Regions from separate parts of the Mus musculus genome. Here region 2 is linked to region 1. The links are chromatin loops, found by intact Hi-C in ENCODE. Cell type or tissue: left cerebral cortex. All regions are shown on one strand.

Region 1 (4,000 bases):
GTTTCATCATAACGATAGTATTCTAACTAAGACAATATTCCAACTGGAATCAGACAATTGTGATTTTTAAATCACTGCTTAGATTCAAGGAGGTAACAAGGTAGCATTCTTATTTTTTTATTTAGCTCTTTGGAGACCATTGATTTTTCAGCTTTTGGCCCCCTTCTCTGATAATGTTTATTATCTACATTTCAAAAACTGGCCCACCATTTTCTCTACTGTGGTGTTTCATGTATAGAATTTTGGTTATTAACTGGTCCACAGTTAGGTTGAGGTAGGGAAATTCCAGAAACAGTCTTTTCTTATTTACAATTCTATATACTGTTCTTTTAGGTGACCACGATCAACCACTGCAAAAATACTAAATGGAAAATTTTGGAAATAAATAATATTAAAAATTATACTTGACTCTGAGTAAGCATGATGAAACCTCACGGTCCTGTTCCGTCCTGCCTAGAATGTGGATTACTCCTGGGTTTAAACTATCCATGTTGTATAGGCCACCTGCCCATTAGTCCCTTGACAGCCGTTGTGGGTCACTGATATCACAAGGATTGTGTTCATGAAACACTCGCTTTACTTAATGGCCCCAAAGCACCGATGTGGTGATGCAGGTGACTGTGTCTCTGTAGATCATTCTGCCTGTTTTCCATTATGGTTAATTTCTCACTATGCAACTTGTAAATTAAACTATCAGATCTCTATAAGAATAGGAACAAACAGTGTATGCAGAACTTCACTAGTGTCTATGGATTTGCAACGTCCTCTTCAACTATCGGAGCAGACTGTTGTGATGAGTCCATGCTCCCGTTTCTCTAAAATTCGTTTAGGGGGGTGGAGACGCATTTGCCATGCGAAGTTCACAAAGGGATTCTGGGAAGCTGAACTCTTATACAACTTTTTCTTCTTTTTTTAATATTTTTTATTAGGTATTTTCCTCATTTACATTTCCAATGCTATCCCAAAAGTCCCCCATATCCCCCCTCCCCTACCCACCCACTCCCACTTTTTGGCCCTGGCGTTCCCCTGTACTGGGGCATATAAAGTTTGCAAGTCCAATGGGCCTCTTTTTCCAGTGATGGCCGACTAGGCCATCTTTTGATACATATGCAGCTCCGGGGTACTGGTTAGTTCATAATGTTGTTCCACCTATAGGGTTGCAGTTCCCTTTAGCTCCTTGGGTACTTCCTCTAGCTCCTCCATTGGGAGCCCTGTGATCCATCCAATAGCTGACTGTGAGCATCCACTTCTGTGTTTGCCAGGCCCCGGCATAGTCTCACAAGAGACAGCTATATCTGGGTCCTTTCAGCAAAATCTTGCTAGTGTATGCAATGGTGTCAACGTTTGGAAGCTGATTATGGGATGGATCCCTAGATATGGCAGTCTCTAGATGGTCCATCCTTTCGTCACAGCTCCAAACTTTGTCTCTGTAACTCCTTCCATGGGTGTTTTGTTCCCAATTCTAAGGAGGGGCAAAGTGTTCACATTTTGGTCTTCGTTCTTCTTGAGTTTCATGCATTTAGCAAATTGTATCTTATATTTTGGGTATCCTAAGTTTCTGGGCTAATATCCACTTATCAGTGAGTACATATTGTGTGAGTTCCTTTGTGATTGGGTTACCTCACTCAGGATGATGCCCTCCAGGTCCATCCATTTGCCTAGGAATTTCATAAATTCATTCTTTTTAATAGCTGAGTAGTACTCCATTGTGTAAATGTACCACATTTTCTGTATCCATTCCTCTGTTGAGGGGCATCTGGGTTCTTCTTATACAACTTTTAATTTTGCTTCAGCGATATTTACTTCCCCTTCAGTAGTTATGCTGCCTCTTTTATCACTGCTGTTTCATTTGTCCAGTAAACTCCCCATTTCCCGTCTTCAGGTGCATGGGCTGCCTTTATCTCGGGCAATTGGTTCCAGCAGACAGACTGATTAGAAGACATTTCCTTCCCAAGCTCTGTAGCTCGATATTCTGTTACCTTTTTATCATCAGGGCTATAGAATTCTCTCTTTGCTCAGCCTGAATGCATGCATAAATAAAAAGGCTACAGCAAAGTCCCTGTCCTCTGCCACTGGAATCCCAGCTCATCTCTTTTGGATGCTGTCATAGAAATTCCATTTATGTATTGGTCTGAGAATTTCAGAAGTGCCTTGCTGTTTTTTTAAAAAAGTTATTCTACAATGAATCTTTAATCCATGTGTAAGTATGAGACGAGCCTCACTATGCCCATGGAAAGATTCTTGTCTTTAAAGAAAAAAATCTCCGTGATTTCTCATTTATCTTTTGAACCTCAGAATTGGATTAATCGTGATCCCTGATTTGTAGCATGCTCATTGTTGTGTTATGTGGCCAGAGTTCATCTCACAGCATTCCAAATACTATATGGTGTGACAGTGGGATGCTGCTGCAAGTGGTGATGGGAATTGGGCACCATGCCAAGATGTTGCTATTCTGAACTGTGTGGCTCTGAGCCTTCCTATACTTGCATCTTGCTAACATGTGGGAGAATTTCTAAGAGCGGCATTCTGACTGTTCATGGGAAACAGCAGACCATCTTCCTAATTAATTACACCAGTGTGTCCTCTTACCTGCTAAGTGTGGAATATGCTCTGGATGCACATATTCTACAGCATATGGAGCCTTCTTGTTTGTGTTCACAGAATGCGTGTAAAATGGTATTTTTTTTTCTGGATTTTATTTTTGTTTTGTTATTTTCTTTCAGACAGGGCTTGCTCTGTAGCTTAGGCTGGTCTTGAACTCATTATGTAGCCAGTGTTAGCTTTGTAGTCCTGATCCTTCTCCTTCTATGCCCTGAGTGTTAGAAGTAGAGGTATGCACCATCACGTTTAGATCCTTAGTAAATTTACTGTCCATGATGTTTCCTTTGCTCAGTTTCTATTACAGGAAGTGAAGGTACTTTCTTATCAGTTAGTAGAAGTTCTTTATATGTTATGGATATGAACTTATAGCCAGTACTTGAGAGTTTTGACTCTTGATTTTGATATGGCCAAATCTATTAGCCACTTATTTTATATAGATGTTTAATTTGTTTTTGAAATCCTTTCTACCGTTATCTCAGCTTTTCCTTTTTAATTAAATGAGATTAATAGCAGCCACATGTAAATGTGATGGTGTGGTAATTGGTGACTTATTTGTGTCTCCTTTTCTTTAAATAAGAGATAGTAGGAGCTGAGTAGTCAGTCCACTAACTCTCTCCATCAGCAACATCACTGCCAGAAAGGGCTGTGGGCTAGTGGGTTTGTCAGAGCTTTCCAGAAAGCTGCACCAATAAGAAGGTGGGGGAGCAGGAGGAGGAGGAGGAGGAGGAGGAGGAGGAGGAGGAGGAGGAGGAGGAGGAGGAGCTGGGTGAGAGGAGAGAAGTTTTAAAAGAATTTGACACAGTGACAGCATCTATGATCTGCACAGTGGTATTGCCAAAGGGCTCTCTGGTTCCTTGGCTAACATCTCTGGACTTTAAAATCCTCTCCTGTCAGGTGAGTCTAAGTGGGGTGTTGCTATAACACATTTCCCTGTCTTCAAGTGTTTGGGCATCTTTTTGGATGCCTCTTGCCATTAAGTTGCAAAACTTTCTAGGTAGAGAGCTCTCCTCATGAAGATGCTTGTAGACAGCAGCGTCCTTCCTGGGCTTGCACCTGTGTAGCTGGGATATGGTTAGGCTCACTTGGGGCTCCACAGAGCAGCTGGCCCATGTTCTGCTAGCTGCTGGTGCTATCGGATTTCCAGGAAGCTTCTAGAACACCCAAAAAGTCTGGAGCAGCTCGACTTCCCTGATTAGTGACTGAAGTAATATTCTAAATGGGGCACAAATGCCAGAGAATTAAAAATACTTCTTGTTTTTGAATAAGAAGCTGCCATGTTCCCAGGACAGCAGGGCTATATCTGGAGGAGCAGCTGCCAGCTGCCTCATGGGCTCCCCTAGCCAGCTGATGTGCCAAGGGCTCCCCATTCTTCAGCTCCACCCCACCCCCCAAAAAAGGT
Region 2 (4,000 bases), 330 kb before region 1:
AGTTCTTTCTTCTCTTCCTGTTTTGGCTCACTAGCAGCACCAAATGCCTGCAAGCTTCTCCTCCCTAAGTAGCCTTTGGAAACTATCTTCTTCTTTCAGAATCCATAGCTGCCTTTCTCCCTTAGGCTGGGCCAGAGCCCAGGCCCAAAGCTCCTCAACTGTCCTCTCCACATTTTTTAATGACCTGTATGGCCGTCTACCTTTCCTACGGTGCTGGGAGCTCTAGGCAAAGCTGAGCCTATCTTGGTTCTTTGAACCCAGTGCTCATCCTGGCGCCCAGTTCTGCCAGACTCAGCTGGACCCGGTTTCCGAAGGAATCAGAATCCTGGAGGGCTCAACTGTTTCCCTGAAATCTTAGGTGTGTTAAGTGGAGCCTCGTCCAACTAGGACCTGGGTGAGAGAATTGAGACCGGATTGCGACCTCGCCCCCCCCCCCCCATCTCTCAGCAGCTTCACGGGGGTGGTCAGCCAGAGTCAGGGAACCCGGAGGCGGCGGGAGCCCCGCTCTGCTTCCGCGGCTGGGAGCGAGCTTTCCTCCCGGGCTCGCTCTAGAAGGCTTCGTACAGGTCGCTGTCTGAGAGCGCCGGCCGCTTGGAAGGCTCCTCACGTCCAGGCGCCGCGGTCACGGCTGCGCCGGTTTCCGGCCATGAATTGGGCTTCAGAGTCTGAGCCTCCTGCCCGACTCCGGGCTCAGTGCACCGCCCCGGGGGCGGGGGATGGACGCCCGCCGAAATCTACCCGGACAGCCAGGGTTCGAGCCCGCCGCCCGCCCGCTAAGCATCCCGATGCCTCCTGGCTCGGTGCCCCGGTCTGTAGTCTCTTTGCAGGCTGCATGAGTCGGGGGTCGGGTTCCGAGACCCCCTGATCCGTTCTGGTCAGGGACAGGACTGCAAAATCTCGGCTGAAGTCCCCCAGCGCCAGCGAGTTCCGAGTTCCCCCTCCCCGAGGGTAGTCGATGGCTGTGCCTACTCCGTTTCTCCAGCGAACCCAGAGGCCGGGCCCACACGGCCAAGCCTAGGCTCGCCGCAGACAGACCAAGTCCCCACCGTGGTGCCGTCCTCGTAGCATCCCCCGGCCGGGAGCGCGGAGCACCGGGCGCCCCCTCCGAGCGGGCGAGCGGCGCGCGGCTAGGCTAAGGCTCCGCAGTCACGTGGTGGAGAGGAGGGCGGAGGGGAGGGAGGCGGGCGGGAGGGGAGGGGGAGCGCCGCCGAGGGGGAGGGGGAGGGGAGGGGGCGTCCTCCGCAGTTCGCTCCTCGCCTGGGCTCAGACACATAGCCAGCCCGGAGCCGCCGCGCGGGCCGGGCCGCCGCCGCCTCTGCCTCTGCCGCCCCCAGAGCCGCTCGAGCCGCTGGAAGCGCCGCCGCCACAGCCGCGGGCCGCCCCCGCCGCGCCGGCCTGGGCTCGGGCTGCGAGCGCCGCCGCAACCGCAACCAGAGCCGGCGCGGGAGCCCGAGAGCGCTGGGCTGGGCTGGGCTGGGTTGGGGCGGGCGCAGGGCGCAGGGGCGGGAGCGCGGGGGAAGACGCACGGGCGGGCTCGGCTCTCCCGGGGAGCGGCCCGGGACTGCACCGGGACCGGCGCCTCCCCGCTCCGCGCTGCCCTCGGCCTCGCCCCGGGCCCGGGCGGATGAGCCGCGCGCCGGGGGGACATGGAAGCGTTGACGCTGTGGCTTCTTCCCTGGATATGCCAGTGCGTTACGGTGCGGGCCGACTCCATCATCCACATCGGTGAGCTGGGAGAGCAGACGGACCGAGGCTGGGCGGGGGCCACCTAATAGAGCCGATGATGCGCGGAGTCCAAACTTAGCGGCTCCCCGGGCCGAGGGGCTCGGCAGTCGGTGTTCCCCCGAAGGCCCGCGCCGCCCCGCGGAGGAGCTGTGCTCTGGCCGCTCGGCGCTCCTGCGGGCACCTCGCTACTCCCCGGGGCTCCTGTCAGTGCGCGGGGCCCCGCGGCCTCTGCCGACACTTAGGGCCGCGGCTGCGGGGAACCTGGGATAGACCCTTGTCGAGATGCGTGCCCCTGGCGGGGCTGTCCGCGGGCTGGACCCCTCGTCACAGCTTGAACATTGGGGCCAGGGTCGGATAGGGCTCGGGGCTAGCTAAGTTGGCAGGGCAAGATCAAAGAGGCCAAAGCGGAACCATGTGTGTCTGTGGATGGGTGCTGTCAGCGTGCCAGTGTGTATGCACCTGGCACGGGGTTGGTGTCACTGTGAGAGGGCGTTGGGGTGTGTGGGGCCATCTGAGCTTCTCAGTGCGACTGTCGCGTTCTGTCAGCCTGTTAGAGTGGACACAGTGCTTGCCCGTTTCTCGGTGTGTGTCTGTGTAGCTCTCGGTGTGTGTGTGTGTGTGTGTGTGTGTGTATCTGGTTGTGGCAACTGCAGCCCAATCCTGGACAGTCCTAGAGTTTCTGCCTGATATAAGTCTTGGGGCCAGCGTACAGTGTGGATGGTAGGGGTGAACGGAAGGAGCATGGATAGTGGGGTGGGGGGCGCTGGATGGAGAGGAAGAAGAGGAAAAGCAGAGGAAGGGGAGACCGGAGGAGGGGTAGTGATCAGGAGTTTGGAGCAGAATGGCTGGGATCTCGAGAAGTTGGGCCCGGTTGGGGGACTAACAGCGGTCGCTTATGGGGGAGCCCCTCTGCAGTCGCCTTTCCGGAAGTTGGGAAAGACCAGCTAACACGGATAAACTGGGGGTTGGGAGGTGTGAGGAAACGTGGCTGATGTTACCCGCGGAGCAGAAGGTGGAGGGGATGACAGGGACAGAGTCTCTACTCCAAGGGCTGCGGCCTCCCCTCTGGTGCCGGTGCCGGGCCAAGATCCAAACGTGCTTCCCGCCCAGGAGCCAGAGTGGGTCTCGCGGTCAGCATTGCGGCTCCAGTATAGTGAGGAATTCGGGAGCCGAGTCCTTTTCCTACCCAGCTCTCGGCTCCAGGGCAATTAGAAGGCCAAGCAATAGGACCTTGGCAATGACCCTCGGCGCCTGGTAAAGGGGCTGTGGGGGGTCAGTGAGGACCCCAGAGCAGCAGTCCAACTGATCTCCGCTATAGGGGCAGGGTCAGGGAAGCTGTGTGCCTAGTGAAAGCGTCAGGTCTGCCAGAGCTCCGGATGAGCTGTTCCTGCTTCTAGAAGGGCCATTCAAGAGTGGTTTCTTCTGGGACTCTCCAGTCTTGCTAGATCAGAATGTCTAGGGGTTTAGGATATAGCCCCACCCCTTTCATACATACAGGAAGAGGAAGTGAGAAACGAAGAGCAGAGGCACCAGGCCTGGTAGCATCTTGACCATACAAGATTCTGGTTATCAATGCCTTCTGCTTAAAGAAAAAAAAGTCTTTGGTGCAGGAGAGCCGGCCGGCCGTGGACCACCTTTTCACTTCTGCATTTGCCAGGGAATGCAAAGGAAAAAAAAAAAGTCATCACTCCATTCTGGAATTGGGATAGGGGAACCTTATCATTTTGGAGAATTTACTCTGGTTCCTGGGATGGGATTTATGGGACCACATCAGGTGCATCTGAGCAGGAGGCTACCTCAGTCTCTTACTGTATGGGTCATGGCTGGGACATGAGGTGCTTTGCTTAAGAAGCACATGTGACCTGATGGTAGCATGTGGGCTATGAATGTGTAACTTATGTCAACCGTGCACGTGTATGATGTGGCGAGGGGAACACACCCCGTTTGGGTTATGATGGGAGATGTTTAAACTACCCAATCAACAATCAGCACAGAGTCTTGAGGCTAGTGCCTCATGCCTGAAATCTCTCTACTTGTGAAGGCTGAGGCATAAAGAATCACCATGAATTGAAAGCATCTAGGGGCACAGAAGGAGAACCTGTCTCAACAAAGCATTATAAACCAAACCAAACCAAAGTCTAGCTCAGTCCTCCCACCACGTGGTACCCAGTGGTCTGACCCTAGGGCTAAATGAACATGGGAAGGGTTCCTCTCCAGGCTTGGTCTTGACCCCTCTTCTTCCTCAGGTGCCATCTTCGAGGAGAACGCAGCCAAG

The links. Peaks named below come from ENCODE experiments on the same cell type or tissue, not always from the same donor. Only the 100,000 strongest peaks of a DNase experiment are listed, where the experiment ranks them.
Region 2: it touches region 1 in a loop (9-fold over the local background); 9 of 42 quality-filtered maps call a loop at or near these places.

Annotation. Positions count from the first base shown.
Region 1 is chr14:35,150,215-35,154,214 of GRCm38, forward strand. All of the region lies in intron 4 of Grid1 (glutamate receptor, ionotropic, delta 1), which reads left to right. Among named protein-coding and RNA genes, the nearest start is that of Gm41133, 18 kb to the left of the region's middle. In left cerebral cortex, no CTCF peak of the experiment used is centred here; DNase peaks (open chromatin) are centred at 2,446 and 3,860.
Region 2 is chr14:34,818,582-34,822,581 of GRCm38, forward strand. It overlaps Grid1 (glutamate receptor, ionotropic, delta 1), which reads left to right and starts at 1,555. Exons shown (of 16, transcript NM_008166.2): 1 at 1,555-1,725; 2 at 3,972-4,000. The coding sequence starts at 1,647. In left cerebral cortex, a CTCF peak has its summit at 1,866; DNase peaks (open chromatin) are centred at 18, 709, 995, 1,147 and 8 more places; H3K4me3 peaks cover 3,609 bases; H3K27ac peaks cover 2,056 bases.